Regions from separate parts of the Mus musculus genome. Here region 2 is linked to region 1. The links are chromatin loops, found by intact Hi-C in ENCODE. Cell type or tissue: heart. All regions are shown on one strand.

Region 1 (8,000 bases):
TGAATAGTGTCCACCTCATATATGATACTGTTACGAGTATTAAATTAAAACAGTGGTGCCTAACTCCTGGTAAGTACTAACACCTACATGTGAACAGATGCTTGCCCCACATTTGGTAAGAGGCATGCAGTGAGTGTCAGCTGTGTGTGTGTGAACAGAGAGTGTGTACTGGCGCAATCCACTGGCCACCCATAAGTTTAACTCCTGACTCCCAGTACTCAGGATAGGGGCCTTCAGGAAGCGCTCAGTAGCAAGTTAGGGAAAACATGAAAGTTAAAAGAAGCCTGAGGGCTGGAGAGATGACTCACAAGTTAGGAGCTGTTTCCAGACTGGAGTTCAGTTCCCAGCACCCAAACATTGGATATAGTGCACAACCACCTGTAATCACAGCACTAAGTGGTCCAACGCCCTCTTCTGGCTTTCACAATCACCTGGATACACAACTAAAAATAAGGTTAGAATCTTGAAAACGGCAGCCTCATTCCTCAGGCACCCTTCTCATAAAACGCACAGTTCTGACCTACCAGAGCAGGGATGAGCCCAGCCATGGCCTGACACATTAGGACGACTTCAGAAACCCAAGAAAAATGTAAGAATGGAAGACTGTCTATATCAGGCAACCCTGGGGTAAGGGAGAACAAGGATTCTCTCAATATCATAACATCCATCAGTTCTTATCCACACCCATAAAAAAGTGGAGCAGCAGCTCAGACTGTATTTGTGCTGGAATTCATTTTCCTGTCATACCAGTAGCAATGTCTGGCTTAGCCTTTCTTACCTGCCCCCTTATCTGGAAAAAGGAAAGAAAAATAGTATCTAGTTCACTAGGATATTATTAGGACGTTTTGTTGTTTGTTCTTTTGAGACAGAGTTTCTTTGTTAGCTCATGCTGTCCTGGAACTTGATCTGTAGACCAGGCTGGCCTTAAACTCAAAGATCCACCTGCCTCTGCCTCTGTAATGCTGGGATTAAAGGTGTGGGTCACTACTGCCCAGCTTCATTAGGACTTAACCAAATACTTGATAAATTTTTATAAAATGGGGAATCTGTACAGATATTAGTACAGAGGTAAACAAGAGAGATCCTAGCTCGGTTTACAGCCCCAGGGCCAAGTAATAAATGTAATACATGAACAGGTAATACATGTATCAAACTGAAATCTGAGTGGAATTATCAACGGAAGGAGCCAGAATCTGCTTATGCTAAGATGTTCAGGGAAATCATTTCTAAAGAAACAATTCCAAGATTCCACAGAGCATCACTTTAGGTCCACTACTTGTTGTGTGGTTATGTGGCCTGTTTACTTGTAAAATGCAGATGTTGTCAGTTCCGGCCCTGGGGATTGAAAGGACTGTGGCATGTTAAAAAATAAATAAATAAAAATTAAAAAATGCCGGCCCGTGGTGGCGCACGCCTTTAATCCCAGCACTCGGGAGGCAGAGGCAGGCGGATTTCTAGTTCGAGGCCAGCCTGGTCTACAGAGTTCCAGTACAGCCAGGGCTGTAAGAGAAACCCTGTCTCAGGAAAAAAAAAAAAAAAAAGCCGGGCAGTGGTGGCACACGCCTTTAATCCCAGCACTTGGGAAGCAGAGGCAGGCGGATTTCTGAGTTCGAGGTCAGCCTGGGCTACACAGAGAAACCCTGTCTCGAAAAAACCAAGGGGGGGCGGGAGAGCACTTTGTACGTGCTAACCACATAATACAACGCCGGCGAATTGTGTCACTTTTAGTTTCAACTACAGGTGGTGGAAAAGTTCTCTTTCCTCCCGTGCCTCGGTTTTCTGCCGAGAGCAATAAGGTCAGAGCAGCTCACTGTCCTGGGATAGATGCCAAGCATGCTACTCACATTTGGGGACAGAAAGAAAATACCGCCTAGTTCACAACAGGTCCTAGAGCTTGCCTAAACTCTCCGTTGCCACGGAAACCGCTCTCCCGCCCGGTGGTCCCGCCCATTCAGTAGACACGATTCCTTTCCCGCGGTCCCGGAGTTTCCCAGCTCCTTACTCGAGAGACGCTTTCCTCGCCGCCCAGGGTCTGTAGCATCTTGGCCTCGTTACGTACTACGCCCGGGTACTCCACGCACACCAAGCGCCGTTCCCGCCGCAGGTCCACAGGGATGGCGGCCTTCGGGTCCGCATCCGGCTCCGCCGCCGCCATGCCTACTAGTCTGGTTCCAGCCCGCCGCGGTCCGTTCTCAAATGGCTCCGCGAGGCCTCACCTCAAAGGTTCCGCGAAGGAATTGTTCCGGTCCTCCTTACCTTTCTCGTCTCCTTAAATCATGGAGACTCGAAGGCCTCCAGGAAGAAGTGCGTCGCCGCAACTGTTTATTTTGCTACACCACACAGAACTGGGGGCTTTTTAATTTAAAATGAAGAGGGTTGGACAAAGGGGCGAGACGAGGGCGTATCCCACCAGCCGACCCAACCAAGACAAGCCAGGATTCGACCGGGTTTTTCCGGATATCCCGTCCAATGAGAGCTTGAAGACGTGCCCCAGGCGTCCTCTGGCCCGCCTCTCATCCCTGAGCTGGTTTTCGGCTGTCAAAGAAAAAGCAGTCCACTGAGTCCTCTTAGCCTTGCTCCTGTGTGCATGTATTTAGGGCTGAGTGCAACTGTAAATTAACAAATTGATAACTTCTTATCATCACACCTCTGTGAGTTTAATACACAAGCTTCAAAGCCTTTGTTGTCATCTTGCAGAGATGACAGTAAAATATTAGATGCACATCGCATCCCATATTAGGATGTACGCACAGCATGCTTAGCAAAATTTGCAACATAGGCTACTCACCTGTTGGTTCTGTGAGGGTCTGATTAGATAGGTAAGTCTGCTGAACTCGGTGCTTCTACCTCTGAATGAGAAGAAGTTCGGTTCCTGAACCTACAAAGCTGCTTCTAAGCTACATGGAGCCTCGGTAAACCCCTCATCCAATGTAGCAACACTCTCAATATTCAGCTGTCATCTCTTCTCCTTATGATATAAACATGATCTTAGAAAGCGATCTCACGTTGTTCCTGTTCTCAGCGGGACCCTCACCCCTCTTTCCCCCCACCACCTAGCTGTCAGCTTCTCTTCATCACTTAGGTTTATGTATAGGCTTTATCTCCCCTGGGGATCCACCATGATAACCTAAACCTAGTCTGCTGATTTCCTTGGTGCACTCGGCACTCAGACGCACACATCGGGGAGCACAGCCTTATTTGCTTAATGCTGGCCTTGCTTTACTGTGTTGGCAGCTTCCTAAAGGTAAGTATTGCTTTGCTGCGGACCTCTCAGACCTGAACACGGGGGTAGACACAGAGTATACATTCACTAAAGATGTTGTGAGCCAGTGAATGAATGAGGCGACACTTTCATGACTCATTCAATCCAGGCCTAGATCGACACGTGGCCACAGAACACTGAATCAATCTCATTCTAGAGAGGCATGTCCGTATGTGAACAGGAACCACGGAGAAGGGCAGGAGGGGAGACAAAGACAAGGACCAACCTGAGGTCCTCAGGCCAAGCTTCTGAGAGAAAGAGACTTGGTCCTGCCTGGGATCCAAGCCAGATCTGGCGCACAGACCCTCACAAACAAAAACTTACCTATCTAATCAGACCCTTCAGACTGGAAGCTGAGAAGAGCCAAAAGGATCAGGCAGCTAATGAAAGCAGTGTCCACACATTTAGCATTTAGGAAATGCAGTCTCCTGCATGCCTGGGTCTGTGGGGAGTGGATGATGAATCAGAAAGCCTGTCCTTCTAGAACTCACATTGAGTAGCAAGAACAACTAGCAAAGGAATTGGAGGCTGAGACGCTGTTCAGTGATGGAAGAGGTGCTTACTGTTCAAGGTGTTGAGTCCCATCTCTAGGCTCCCTCCCACCTACCATTACACCTAGAAAAGATAACGTTGAGGAAAAATCAAGCCCATGGCATTTACCCATCTTTCTGCATCCAGCCTCTTCAGATTCAGTTTTCCAACAGGCCCTGGCACACAAGGTGAATTTTACAAGGCTCAGAACTGGGGCGCACTAGTTTGGTGACCAACACCCCTTCAGCCACTGCTCTAGGACCAAGGACGTTCTGGGCCTTAGCTGTCTAAATGTGCTCGCAAATCTCAGGTCCTGCTCCTGATACATAGACTTGGAGAAGGGCAGATGTCCTAGCCCCTGAGATGACCCAAGGCAATGGAAAGGGGATGCTGGCTGTGTAGCAGAGCCTAAATCCACAGGAAAGCATCGTCAGGCAAGCAGCATAACACTCCTATCCAGGGCTTTGCAGAACGCTGAATATTGTTGGCAGTGTGCCTTTGGAGGAACCAGGAGTGGGGAAAGTACTAGCCTTTTATCAACTAGTGAAAAGGAAATCTTTGGAAAATATTTTTCTGAGCTTCAACAGAGATGCGGTATAACTCATTGTATTCTCAAGGTCAGTCCACAGTGCACATAGTAGGTGCTTTCTTTAATATTCCCTTGCTAGGCGTTGAGTCTCCTTGGACTGGATGAGAAGTGTAATGTTTCCTTTTGGCCATCAGATGGCGACAGAACATTCACATGGGCAAGCCCTCCATCTGCTGGCGGTAAGTGGTCATGACATCCTGGAAGATGGAGAAGTTGCTGCACTAAGAAACCCCAGTTCAAGCCTGAGGTCTCCTGAGTTCAGGAGCCCCCTGAAAGGCTTATGCTAGTCCCAGGGCCAGTATTCTTGCTGTCCATCTGCTCCATCTGTGCCCACTTATACACATGTTCAGGGTCTCATCATTGGATGACAATGACCGACAATGGAGTCTTTCACAGGCTTCTCTTCCAAAAAGAACAAACCATGTCACTGGGCATTGTCCTTCCCGGTCAGCTTGTCATTCCAAAGCAAAATGGAACCATGAACAAGACCAGGTTTCAGAGCTTGTTCGTAGATATAGTTTATGTTGCCTAGTTAAATATTTCCAAAATGCTGCCTAGCCAAGACATATGGAAAGCTAGTGAAATGTAAACAGCACAGCCCCTCAGTACACATAGGCTTCCTGAAGGCCTTGGGAGGCTCTGTATCACTATGCTCACGTGGGAGCATGTTTTAAACTGCATTTGGTTAGTACATCTGTCCCTTTCCAGCCATGCTGTCCTCGGTCACCCTTTGCTGGGAGTCTGAGGAGTATGGGGGGCTTGGCTGAGGGGGAGTGAGCTGGGAATGCAGTAAGACAGAATAGGATGTGTGGGTGTGGCTTGCAGTCACTTCTGTGTGCAGAGAAATGACTGATGCTCATTTTCTGTAGGGATGGCTTCCAGGAACACTTGCCCCATCCAAGTCCATGACAAATTACTGATGTTGTGACCTGAAAGTGCAGGACCAAAGGTATGGAAGTCCTCTTGACTTCCAGAGCCATAATCCATCCTGTGGGAAATCCCATCAGCTGGCTCACTGGGCAAAGTCCTCGGGAAGTACAAACATGAGGTCCTGAGTTCAGACCCCCTGCATCCATGTTAAAAACAAAACAAAACTCACCTGTTACCTTTGCACTGGGCGTGGGCAGAGACAAGTCATTTCAGCAGCTTTGTTGACCAGCCATGAATACAAAACACAGTCTCAGAAAGACCCTGTCTCAGAAAATAAGGTAGGCCTTATTTGATGGCTAAGATGGCTCCATGGGCAAGGGCTTTCTTTCCACGCAAGTCTTGCCAATCAAAGTTCCACTGGAGACCCACTCAGTGGAAGAAGAGAACCAACTGTTAGACCTCTGCTCTCACACTCCTTGCTTACCAAACAAACAAACAAACATTGGGGCTGGAGAGGTGGTTCTTCAGCTAAGAGTACTTGCTGCTCTTGAAGAGGACCCAGGTTCAGTTCCCATCATCCATCTAGTGGCTCACAACCATGTGCAGCACCAGGTTTAGGAATCCAGTGCCCTCTTCTGACTTCCAAGGGCTCCAGGCACATACAAGGCACACAGACACACAAGCAGGTGAAACACCCATACACATAAAATAGCAAATCTAATAAATAAAAATTCAATGTAAAAGTAAGCCAGGTGTGGTGGTGCACATCTGTAATCCCAACACTGGGAGATGAAGATGAAGGTCAGAGGATCAACGTCATCCTTTGCTTTATAATCTGAGGTCAGCCAGCAAGAAGAGTCGATCTCCTCCCTGCCTTCAAAAAAACAAAACTAAACTAAACTAAAACTAAAACAAAACCAAAAAAAAGCAAGTGCAGCCAAGCACAGCCAAGCACAGACCAAGGTAACAAGCTCTCTGCCCTTCCATTGCTGTGGTCTGAATCTGGAAAACCCCCAAGGCTATATGTTCATTTATGTTTTGTTTTGTTTTGTTTTTGAGACAGGGTCTCTCTGTGTAGCCCTGGATGTCTTGAAACTCACTATGTAGACCTGGCCTCCAGTTCACAGAGATCTGTCTGCCTCTTTGTCTGGGACTAAAGATGTGCTCAACTCCAAGGCCCCCTGTTAAATGATAAGACCCCAGCTTGTTGTTACTGGGAAGTGATTTGAGTCCAGTGGAAGGTGTTCTAGGAGATACACCCTGGGAGGTGATTAGTGGGGTTCCAGCCTCCTCCTCCTCTCATCCACTTCCTCGCCATTCAGGGAACAGATTGTGCCCCACTAGACACCCCCACCATGGGTCTAAAGCATCAAATCTGCATTGGACCAGAACCCCAGAAACCCTTAGCTTTTCTCCCTCAACAGCAATCCCGGTTTGGCGGTCGGTCCTGGGGACCAGGCTAGGCAAGCACTTTACAGCTGAGCCACGCCCCTAGCATGCTCACTGTTGGCTTTTGGTGAGGGTTTCGGCTTCTGTGGGACAAAACTCTGTAGTACTTAATTAGTATAATGTCTGACTAAAATGTAACTTGTTTTTTCTTTTGTGGCTATAGTTCATTTCAAGGTGTCCTAAGAAATCTTTTATCTCTAAATTCATGAAGATCTTTTATAGATTCTTTTAGAGACTTTATTCCATTAGTCTACTTAAGTGTGATCAAAGGAACAAATGCTTTTCAGATCCATTCTCTTCTCCTCCTTTCTCGTCCCTCATTTGCAAACATTTCTAACATTCTCTGTGGTTTTGTTTTGCTTTTGCTTTTTTGGTTTTTCAACACAAGGTTTCTCTGTGTAGCTCTGGCTGTCTTGGAACTCACTCTGTAGACCAGGCTGGCCTCAAACTCAGAAATCCACCTGCCTCTGCCTCCCAAGTGCTGGGATTAAAGGCGTGCGCCACCACCTAGCTGATTTTTTAAAAAAATATAGAAGTTCCTTTATAAGTCTATCATCCACCAGCCAAAATATGGCTATTTTTTAAATGATATTTATAAACTTTTGGCCTAATTCCATTGAGATCACACAACATACCCCTTTGACTATGTTCCTTGCAGTTTGTCTGGATTTGTTTTGTGTTCAGCATAGATTCTGTCTGAAGATGTGTTCTGGGAAATGTTTGAAAAGAATGCATGTTCTCAGACACACCGGTGAAATTGCTCACTGGTAAAGGCACTCATTGCTAAATTTGAAGACCTGAGTTCCATCCCTAAACTCATGTAGTGGAAGGTTAGAACCAACTGTTGAAAATTGTCCTCTGACCTCTTCATGTGTTCCTTGGTACAACTGTGTGAGTGCACATACACGAGCGCGCGCGCGCGCACACACACACACACACACACACACACACACACACACACACACACACATGCAATAAATAGATAATGTAATGAAAAAGGACAATTATTTAAGATTCAGACCCACAGCAAGGGGCTGAGGTGCTTATTTTACCTACTGGGGTGGACCTGGCCTCCAGGTTCTCCCAGCATCCCTCAGTCCTTACCTGTCACACCCTGCCCTCTACCCTGAACATTCCAGTCCAGGAGCTGGATCTCTGCCCCCACCAGAGGCTTTTTCCTATATAATCCAGGCATTTTAGTCCCTCCTCTCCACTTCCCTCTCTCCACCTATACTTCCTCTTCCTGTCTCTCTGCATGCACATGCTCTCTCTTTCTCTCTCTCCCTCTCTCTCTTCCTC
Region 2 (8,000 bases), 71 kb before region 1:
GAAGGTCAAGGGAGTCTGCCGTTTTGCACCGAGCTTGGAGCTCTCTGGTAATATTAGACATCAACCTTAGCAGCAAGGTTTCTCCACCTAAGTCTATAGAGCAAGTTCCAGAAGAGCCAAGCTTAGTCAGAGAAGGAAATTCTCCAATATTGTGCTCGTGAATTATGCCACAAGAGGAGCCAGCATGGAATTGGTAAGGTAGAGCAAGTTCAAACCTCAGAAATCTCCAAACTTGAGACCAGCAGGAGTAGAAGCAGCCCCTTTCCTATCACAGGCAGTCAGTCACGTCCCCAACACCTGGAACTCCTCGTCTCCATGCTAAGCCTCACGTACCAATGACCTTCCTTCCCTGGGTATCCTCACAGCCTTCCCCAAAATTATATAACCCTTGGTTCACCCCGAATAAGGTGTCTGTGTTCAAACCCACCCCACCCCAATAAAGAACTATGAGCAAGCTAAGATCATCTCAGAGAGTTGCTTCATTAAAGATCACTGGAGAAGGCCTTCACCTAAAAAAGCTTTAACTCTGAGATTCTCGGAGAAGCCCTTCTCTCTCCTGGCACTTGCTCCCAACCAACTGGTATCTGACTTGTGCCAGACTCCACTTCCCCCTTCCAGCCTGGAGGAGAGGTGGACTGTGGACCCCACTTGTTCCAGACCCTGCCTTGTCCCCTGCTGGTGTACTGGCAGGGTCCCTGAGAGGAGAGGTGGAACCTGGAACCACAATCAAAACCAGAACACTGGTAAAGATGTAACAGAACAAGGGGACCATGTTCCACAGAACTCAGCATCTTCAGCCACATGGCTCTGGCTTCAGAGTCAAGAACAGAAGGGGTTAGTGGGACAACTGGTGCTCGTTAGCTGGAGTTAAGACCAGTATCTCTGAAGAAAAATCTTCTGAGAAATAGTTTATGAGACCACAAAGAAGCTGTGTTTCAGAGATAGACATCATGCTGAGAGCCAGACTTGGTAATATGTAAGAGTCACCCAGGTAGACTGGTCTTGAAGACATGCAGTGGTCATGGAGAACAGTGAAGGCTTGGCACTCTGAAATGCTAGGAGAGGCCACTGATGAAGGTGCAAGCCTCAGTGGCAGTTAAAGGCCAATGACTGAAGGGGTCATGCAAAGAAGCCGAGGCTTGGCACCATGAAGAGAGCCTATGAGAGGCTACTGGAGAAGCCTAGTCTCAGAGGAAGACCCAGTGTATTGGAGATGCCAGTACCATGGGATGCCACCAAGAGCTCTGATTCCCCCTTCCAAGCAGTGTCCTTGTGGGCAGTGAGCTCCAGGATAGCAGCTGAGCTTCTCCTGGAACCTAACACTCAGGGAGCACTCCACAGTCTGAGAGGGAGGCAGAAGAATGAACATCAGTTTAGGAGTTTGTTTTAGGACCTGTGCAAGGTTGGGCAGGTCACCCCCTTCAAATGGGATAATGGCTGTACCTTTTGGAAAGTGCGCTTCCTGGACAGCTATTTTGATTGCTCCAGCCCGGGCAGCAGACTGCACTTCTGAGGAAGCTCAACTGCTTATAGCTCCACAGGCCCAGAAAGGTAATGAAGCAGGGCTTGGGATCCATGCCAGGGTACCAACACCCACCCAGCACCTCCAGCCATCCTCTCTAAGATAAGATGCCTTGGCTCTGAGGAGGCTTCTTAGACAGCATTCAGGACCCCTCGCCTGCAGTAGCCCTCCACTTGCCTGGTATCACTCGGCACTCCAAGCTCCAGCTCCTCAGAGTCCCCATCATGCCTCCTGGGTTCCTAGACAGTACAGCTTTGGGGTCTGTTGACCTTGTTTCAAAGCCATAGTTGGACCTCATCATGACCCGTGACAGGTAGGGTCTCTGTGACTTCTGAAAGCCTGTTTCTTACATTGAAAATGGGTTAGTGGGGGCTGGAGAGATGGCTCAGTGGTTAAGAACACCGACTGTTCTTCCGAAGGTCCTGAGTTCAATGGTGGCTCACAACCATCCGTAATGAGATCTGTCGCCCTCTTCTGGTGCATCTGAAGATAGCTACAGTGTACTTAGATATAATAATAAGTAAATCTTTAAAAAAGAAAAGAAAGAAAATGGGTTAGTGGCTGGAGAGATGGCTCAGTGGTTGAGAGCACTGGCTGTTCTTCCAGAGGACCTAGGTTCAATTCCCAGCATCCACAAGGCAGCTCCAAGTGACCAGATATCCTCTTCTAGATTTCTTGAACACTGCACATAAGTGCTACAGAAGTGAATTATACACATAAGAAGTAAAATAAATTGAAAAAAAAGAAAAGAAAATTAAATGGGTTAGTGACCGCCCCTGTAAGTGTGCTTCCAAATAAAACAGGAAGATGGAGGCCTCCATAGGCTGAGACAGGAGATCAACCGGCTGGGGAAGGCCCCGCCCAACACTGGACAGAGAATGAGCACTGCTTTTAAGTCTCTCAGGCACAGTTTAGGTGGTCACAAAAGCTGGTTAGCTGTGAACGTTGGTGCCACTGCCCATTATAAATGAGGCTTTTTGTTTAAGGATTTTGAGACAGGGTCTCACTCTGGACCCCTGGTTGGCATGAAACTTATACTGTAGACCAGGATGGCCTCATAGTCAAGCTCTGCCAGCCTCTGCCTCCTCAGAGCTGGAATTTAAGGTGTGCACTTCCACACCCAGCAAGATTTATTTTTATTTATGTGTATGTGTGTAGCCAGAAGACAGCGTTGGAGCTCCAGAATGAGTGCTGGGAACTGAACTTGGCTCCTCTGGAAAAGCAGCAATCGTTCTTACCAGCTGAACCATCTCTCCAACTCCCCAAATGAGGCTTAATCCCGAGTGATTAAGGACTCCTTGGTAGAAGTAACTTTCCAGACCCCAACACTTGCTCATCCCCAGGTACAAGAACCTCCTTTTAGGTTCTCTCCTAACCGGCATACCAGCCAGAGGCAACCTGATTCTCTGTGGTGACAGGGAAGAGAAGGAATAGGAGAGATGAAGGTCCAGGGAGGGACTGGAGGAGCAACTTGACCTTCCTGCCAGTCTCAGAGTCTCCTGCCACCAAGCTGAGTCCTGCAGGTGGCGTCGGGGTACCTAAAAAACTGAATGTCCAGGATCTCCATCCTGGAGCTGCCCCATGTCCACCTATACTCAGGCACTCATGATGGTGATTCTAAACTCTGCCGGGGCGGGAGTACAGCGCAGGCGGCTGGGCAGAGGACTTGTGGGGTGGGGGCGGTGGGGGTAGGGGGCGTCCGGAGACAAACCCAGAGAGGCGTTCGGTGCGCGGCGCGTGCGCGCGGCTAGGCGGGGTCACGTGCGCGCGCCGGGCGGTGGACACCAGGCCGACGTCCCAGGTCTAATCGCCTGCGACCGGCGGGGAAAGAGGCCGAGCGTGTCCTCGAGCTCGCGCACCGGGGCCCGCCCCTCGCACCTGCGGGCGAGCTGGGCGGGGCCGGGGCGGGGCCGCGCTGTCTCCGCCCACCCGTCCCGAGCTCCCGGAGCTCCGGCGGAACCGAGCAGCGAGGCCCCAACGGCCAGGAGAGCGACGAGGCGAGGCGAGGCGAGGCGCGGCGCGGCGCGGCGCAGACAATGGAAGCGGCATTGGCGAAGGCCGCGGAGCTCCGGGCCTGGCGAGGACCGGAGGCCGCGCCATGAGCCCCGCAGCCGGACGCCCCGCTGCGCCGCGCGCGGGCCGAGGCGAGCGGCCTCTGCGAGCCCTGGGCCGCGCCCTGGGGCTGGCGATGAGCTGCCGAGGCTGAGGATGATGGTAGATTGCCAGGTGAGTCGACATGGGGCCCTGTACCAGTGGGTGTGAATGAAGCCCGCACCCACCCGGAGAGCGAGCGTCCACGCAGAGCGTGCACTTAACGCTGTTCCGCGTCCAACCTGTCCAACCGGGTACAATCGAGCAACTGAGGTCTGGAAAGAGGCATGCCAGGTGGGCGGGGACCAGCGGAGAAGGGAAGGCTTCCGGCCCGTGGGGTCAGGGCTCAACCTTCGCGTAGGGTTTGCTTGGGGAATGAATCTCCTGAGGTCCTGGGGAACACTGGCTAACCCCCTCCTTGTGGAACCTACCCAAACACGAGCGCACACCCCCTACTCACTCTCGATAGATCTACAGACTTCCTAGGTTTCCGAGGAAGGGTGGGACAGTGGAGGTGGTGTGGTGAGGTGGAAGAAGGAAGAGGCAGAAGGCAGCCCTGTCTTGGGGCTGAGGCGTCCAGTCTCCTAGCAACATTTGGGGGTGCCCATAGTACGAGAGGCGCTGATGGACCGAGAGATGTTAAGATTCCTGGGGTTTGCTTGTCTGGGGCCATCCTCAGACTGGCCTGGAGGGCAGGGCGGAGGTCCTTAGTGTGGAGGAGGCTGCTGAGGAGACATTAGTTTCCTCCTTTGCACTTTAGGATGCTTGGCCCTTGTGACTCGTCCCCGCCCCCGGGGGTTTCAGGGGCTTGTGGAATGTCTTTTGGCTTTGGTTCTCCTACAATGACCCATAAAAATTCTAGGAAAATGCCTTCCCCCTGGTGGACTTGCTAAGCAGCCTTAGGGTTTGAGTGACTTAAAGGCCAGAGTAACTAGAGGGAGGCAAACTCTAGACCATTCCTCCAGGATCCAAGGACAAGACCACCCTAGTTAGAATGTGTGATTCTTATTTGAAATGGGGTCAGGGTCATTGCCTAGACTGAAAGAGGAGGCCCCCTGAGTGAGCCAGAGTCCCAGAGCCATCAGAAGGAAAGAGGGGTGAAATGAGGCTCCTGAGGTCTTTGTGGTAACCCCTGAAACATACAGGTCTTGTTCCTTTGCCCAGCTGGGGCCTGGGAGACCTGCTACCTTGACAACCCGCAAACAAAAGGTAGTGTTTTGTTTTCAGGGTTTCTTGCCTGGGGGCTGTAGTGCTGGTACTGACCACTGGGGGGCAGCAGTATCCTTTTAGTCAATGGAGCAACTGCGGGGGAGGGGGACAGAGTTCCAAGAGTCATTCTTTCGGTGTTGTGTGTTCCACTCTTTCAGGCCTCCCCCAACTAGCATCCCTGTCCTCAGAGTGAGTTGGGTGTAAGGGCCCTGGCTTCCTCTTGTCTTTTCCCGTAGTGCCTTGCGTGCCTGAACTCTAACCAGTGGCTACCTTGCTCCTGGGTGTGGCTCTTAAAATGACGGCTGTAGGTAGGTCCTGCCCTTAGGAAACACCTAAGAGCCGGGCGTGGTGGCGAGCGCCTTTAATCCCAGCACTCGGAAGCTGAGGCAGGCGGATTTCTGAGTTCGAGGCCAGCCTGGTCTACAGAGTGAGTTCCAGGATAGCCAGGGCTACACAGAGAAACCCTGTCTCGAACCCCCTGCTCCCCCCCAAAAAAAGGAAACACCTAAGAATACAAGAGGAGAAGCAGATGTTCTGTTTATCCTCCGAGGTGTGAGAATCTGCCCCTGACTCACAGCCAACGGCCCCCAGACCTTGATAATAATCCATTTCATGTTACAAGACCCACGCTGGCTCAGCTGGGAAGAACCACTTTGGAGCTCATCCTGCTGTGGTTGGCAGGATCCACGGTGACCATGAGACCTCTCTGGCTTCTTGGCCATGTGGACCTGCCTTTCTGTAAAACGGCTCATAACATCAGAACCTGCCGCCTCCTCAGAGTCGGACAGGGAAGACGGAGGGCCAGGAGGAAACAAGAAATCCAGTAAGACACAAGATGCTTTCTAAACAGAACATTGGCCGTGACCTTGTGGTCATGGTATTTGTTAGTTGGAAGCTAGTCAGTTCCAGCCCACTTCAGGGGATGGGGTTAGGGCTGGTGGGGATCGGCCGGCGGCTTAGGGTTGATGTATGGGCTGAGCAGAAGAGTTAGCATGCAGGCCAATGGGAGGTGTGTGCCAGAGGGGCACATCTGACTTTGCTTACCTGTCGACCCTCCAGTGTGTAGGCTGGGAGAGGAGACCAAGAGAGGACATGACTGTCCCTGTACCACTGCCCAGAGCCAGGCTTGCTGTAGTTTATATCCCTGCCACTCTCCATCCCCACCCACAATTCTTCCAACTCTTAAGGTTGTGTTTTAGTCACAGCTGACAGCAGTCCCCAAGTGTTACGGTGTCATCTTACACACACATACACACACACACACACACACACACACACACACGGTCAAGTAGGTGCTGGAATGAGTCTCCACTGTGCTTATGGGAGACCAGGTAGGCCTTGAGAGGAAAACAAAGGACAGAGATGGGTGACTCACATGGCCTTTAGCCTCCTGAGATCGAAGGGCCAGGGATATGGAAACACAGAGGTTGGTTGTCCTGGCACCAGGGTGGCCATGAGCAGCAGGAAGCATCTTCTTCCTCACCTGCTATTGCCTTCATTGCTGTCACCCCACCCCACCCCACCCCCCATCTGCACACCTGCTGCTGTCTCTTGACTTTTTCCTCTTCCATTTTCAGGTATGTGTGTTATACATATATGTGTATATATGTTGTGCATGAGTTTTGGTTCATTTGTTTTGAGACTGGGTCTCTACATAGCACTAGCTATCCTGGAACTCACTGTGTAGACCCCAGAACTCACAGACATCCTCTTCCGAGTGCTGGGAACTCCAACACACTGGGCGTAGATGCATGTGTTGGCACATGCATATGGTAGGTGCTGTGATCATTGAGGGAGGCAGGGTCTCAACTAATAGGGCTGGGCTTGCTGGCCAGCTTGCTCTGGAGATTCCGTCTCTATCCTTTGAGGCTAGATTTATATCTGTCTGGATAGCCACAGCCATCAGGCATTTGCCTGAGTCGTGGAGGTCCTGGCCCTGTAACCTCTGAGCCATTTCCCCAGCTTCTGACTTTTACGGTTGTCTGAACTTGGTGAAGTAGCAGAGCTGGAGAGCCATTCATCCATGTGCTTGTGCATCTCATAGGTCAGCCACACGAGAGAAAGCAGGAAGAGCAGTGCAGAAAGCTGACAGGGAGCGAGACAAGAGTCAGCGAGGTAGGCATGACGGTGACAAAAAGGTGACAGGCCTGGTACGTTGTGTTAGTGTCCTGTGGCTGCTCTAGCAGAATGCCATATACTGGATGACCCTGTGCAACAGAAATCTCTCGTGGTTCTAGAGGACAGAAGCCTAAAAGCAAGGCATCAACACCACTGAACCACAGCTTCTGGCATGGCTGTAGTCCTTAGCTTTAAATCCCCCTAAACGTGTCTGTAGTCCTCTGCCTCCACACAGCTGCCTCTGTGTGTCTGTGTCTCTGTGTGTCTGTGTCTGGTTGTCTCCATTACTGTAAGGACATCGTGTGTGTGTGTGTGTGTGTGTGTGTGTGTGTGTGTGTGTGTGTGTGTGTGAGAGAGAGAGAGAGAGAGAGAGAGAGAGAGAGTGTGTGAGAGTGAGAGAGTGAGCCCTGACCTGACCCCATCCCAGTCTAGCCTTGTGTTGCCTGGATCTGCAGGACCCAAGGGCTTTTGGAAGGACACAGCTGAGCCTGTGAGGAGGGTTATAGGGAAGGCCAGGTTCCTTAGGATCTGGCAGAATTTCACCTGTGTAGGAAGGCTTGAAGGCCACCAATGGTAGCACCAGCAGGTGGCGCTGTAACCTCTGGTGTGGAAGTTCAGTACTGCACTGCCCTGTCCCGAGTTTCCACAAAAGCTCATCTGGTTGCCAGGAGACAAAGCAAACTGTAAACAGGTCAGGAGTCATCCTTGGTGACACACACTGAAGGAAATCAGAATGAGAGCAGGCGAGCAGCAGGGTGTTGCTGGTAACCACTGAGGAGACCTCAGCTTCTCCCCCACCCCCTCTCCCCAACACACACACCTTGGGGCCTGGACTTTGCCTCCCTCTGGCTCGTCACCAGTAAGTTGCCTTGGCCTACTGCAGTTTCCAGACAGCTCCCCTACCTATTACCACAGGCCACAAGAAGTAGTTTTAGGGAAAGGTGAGCTGCTTATACAACACATGGCTGGCAGGGACCTTAGCCTTAGCCTGTCCCAGAGGAGGCATGTCTACCCAGCATGGCCTGCTGCCAACACTGGTTGGCTGGGCATGGGGACAACC

What was found. Peaks named below come from ENCODE experiments on the same cell type or tissue, not always from the same donor. Only the 100,000 strongest peaks of a DNase experiment are listed, where the experiment ranks them.
Region 2: a loop joins it to region 1, with 5 times the contacts of the local background. A loop is called at or near these places in 17 of 42 quality-filtered maps.

The regions. Positions count from the first base shown.
Region 1 is chr2:28,580,823-28,588,822 of GRCm38, forward strand. It overlaps Gtf3c5 (general transcription factor IIIC, polypeptide 5), which reads right to left and starts at 2,457. Exons shown (of 12, transcript NM_148928.3): 1 at 2,003-2,457. The coding sequence starts at 2,155. In heart, a CTCF peak has its summit at 4,532; DNase peaks (open chromatin) are centred at 2,149, 2,439 and 4,631; H3K4me3 peaks cover 1,763 bases; H3K27ac peaks cover 1,659 bases; H3K27me3 peaks cover 281 bases.
Region 2 is chr2:28,509,813-28,517,812 of GRCm38, forward strand. It overlaps a transcript of Ralgds not described here. Among named protein-coding and RNA genes, the nearest start is that of Gbgt1, 17 kb to the left of the region's middle. In heart, CTCF peaks have their summits at 1,999 (motif pointing left), 3,042 (motif pointing right), 4,860 (motif pointing right) and 7,529 (motif pointing right); DNase peaks (open chromatin) are centred at 3,309, 4,949, 7,639, 7,959 and 2 weaker places; H3K4me3 peaks cover 2,297 bases; H3K27ac peaks cover 1,906 bases; H3K27me3 peaks cover 1,664 bases.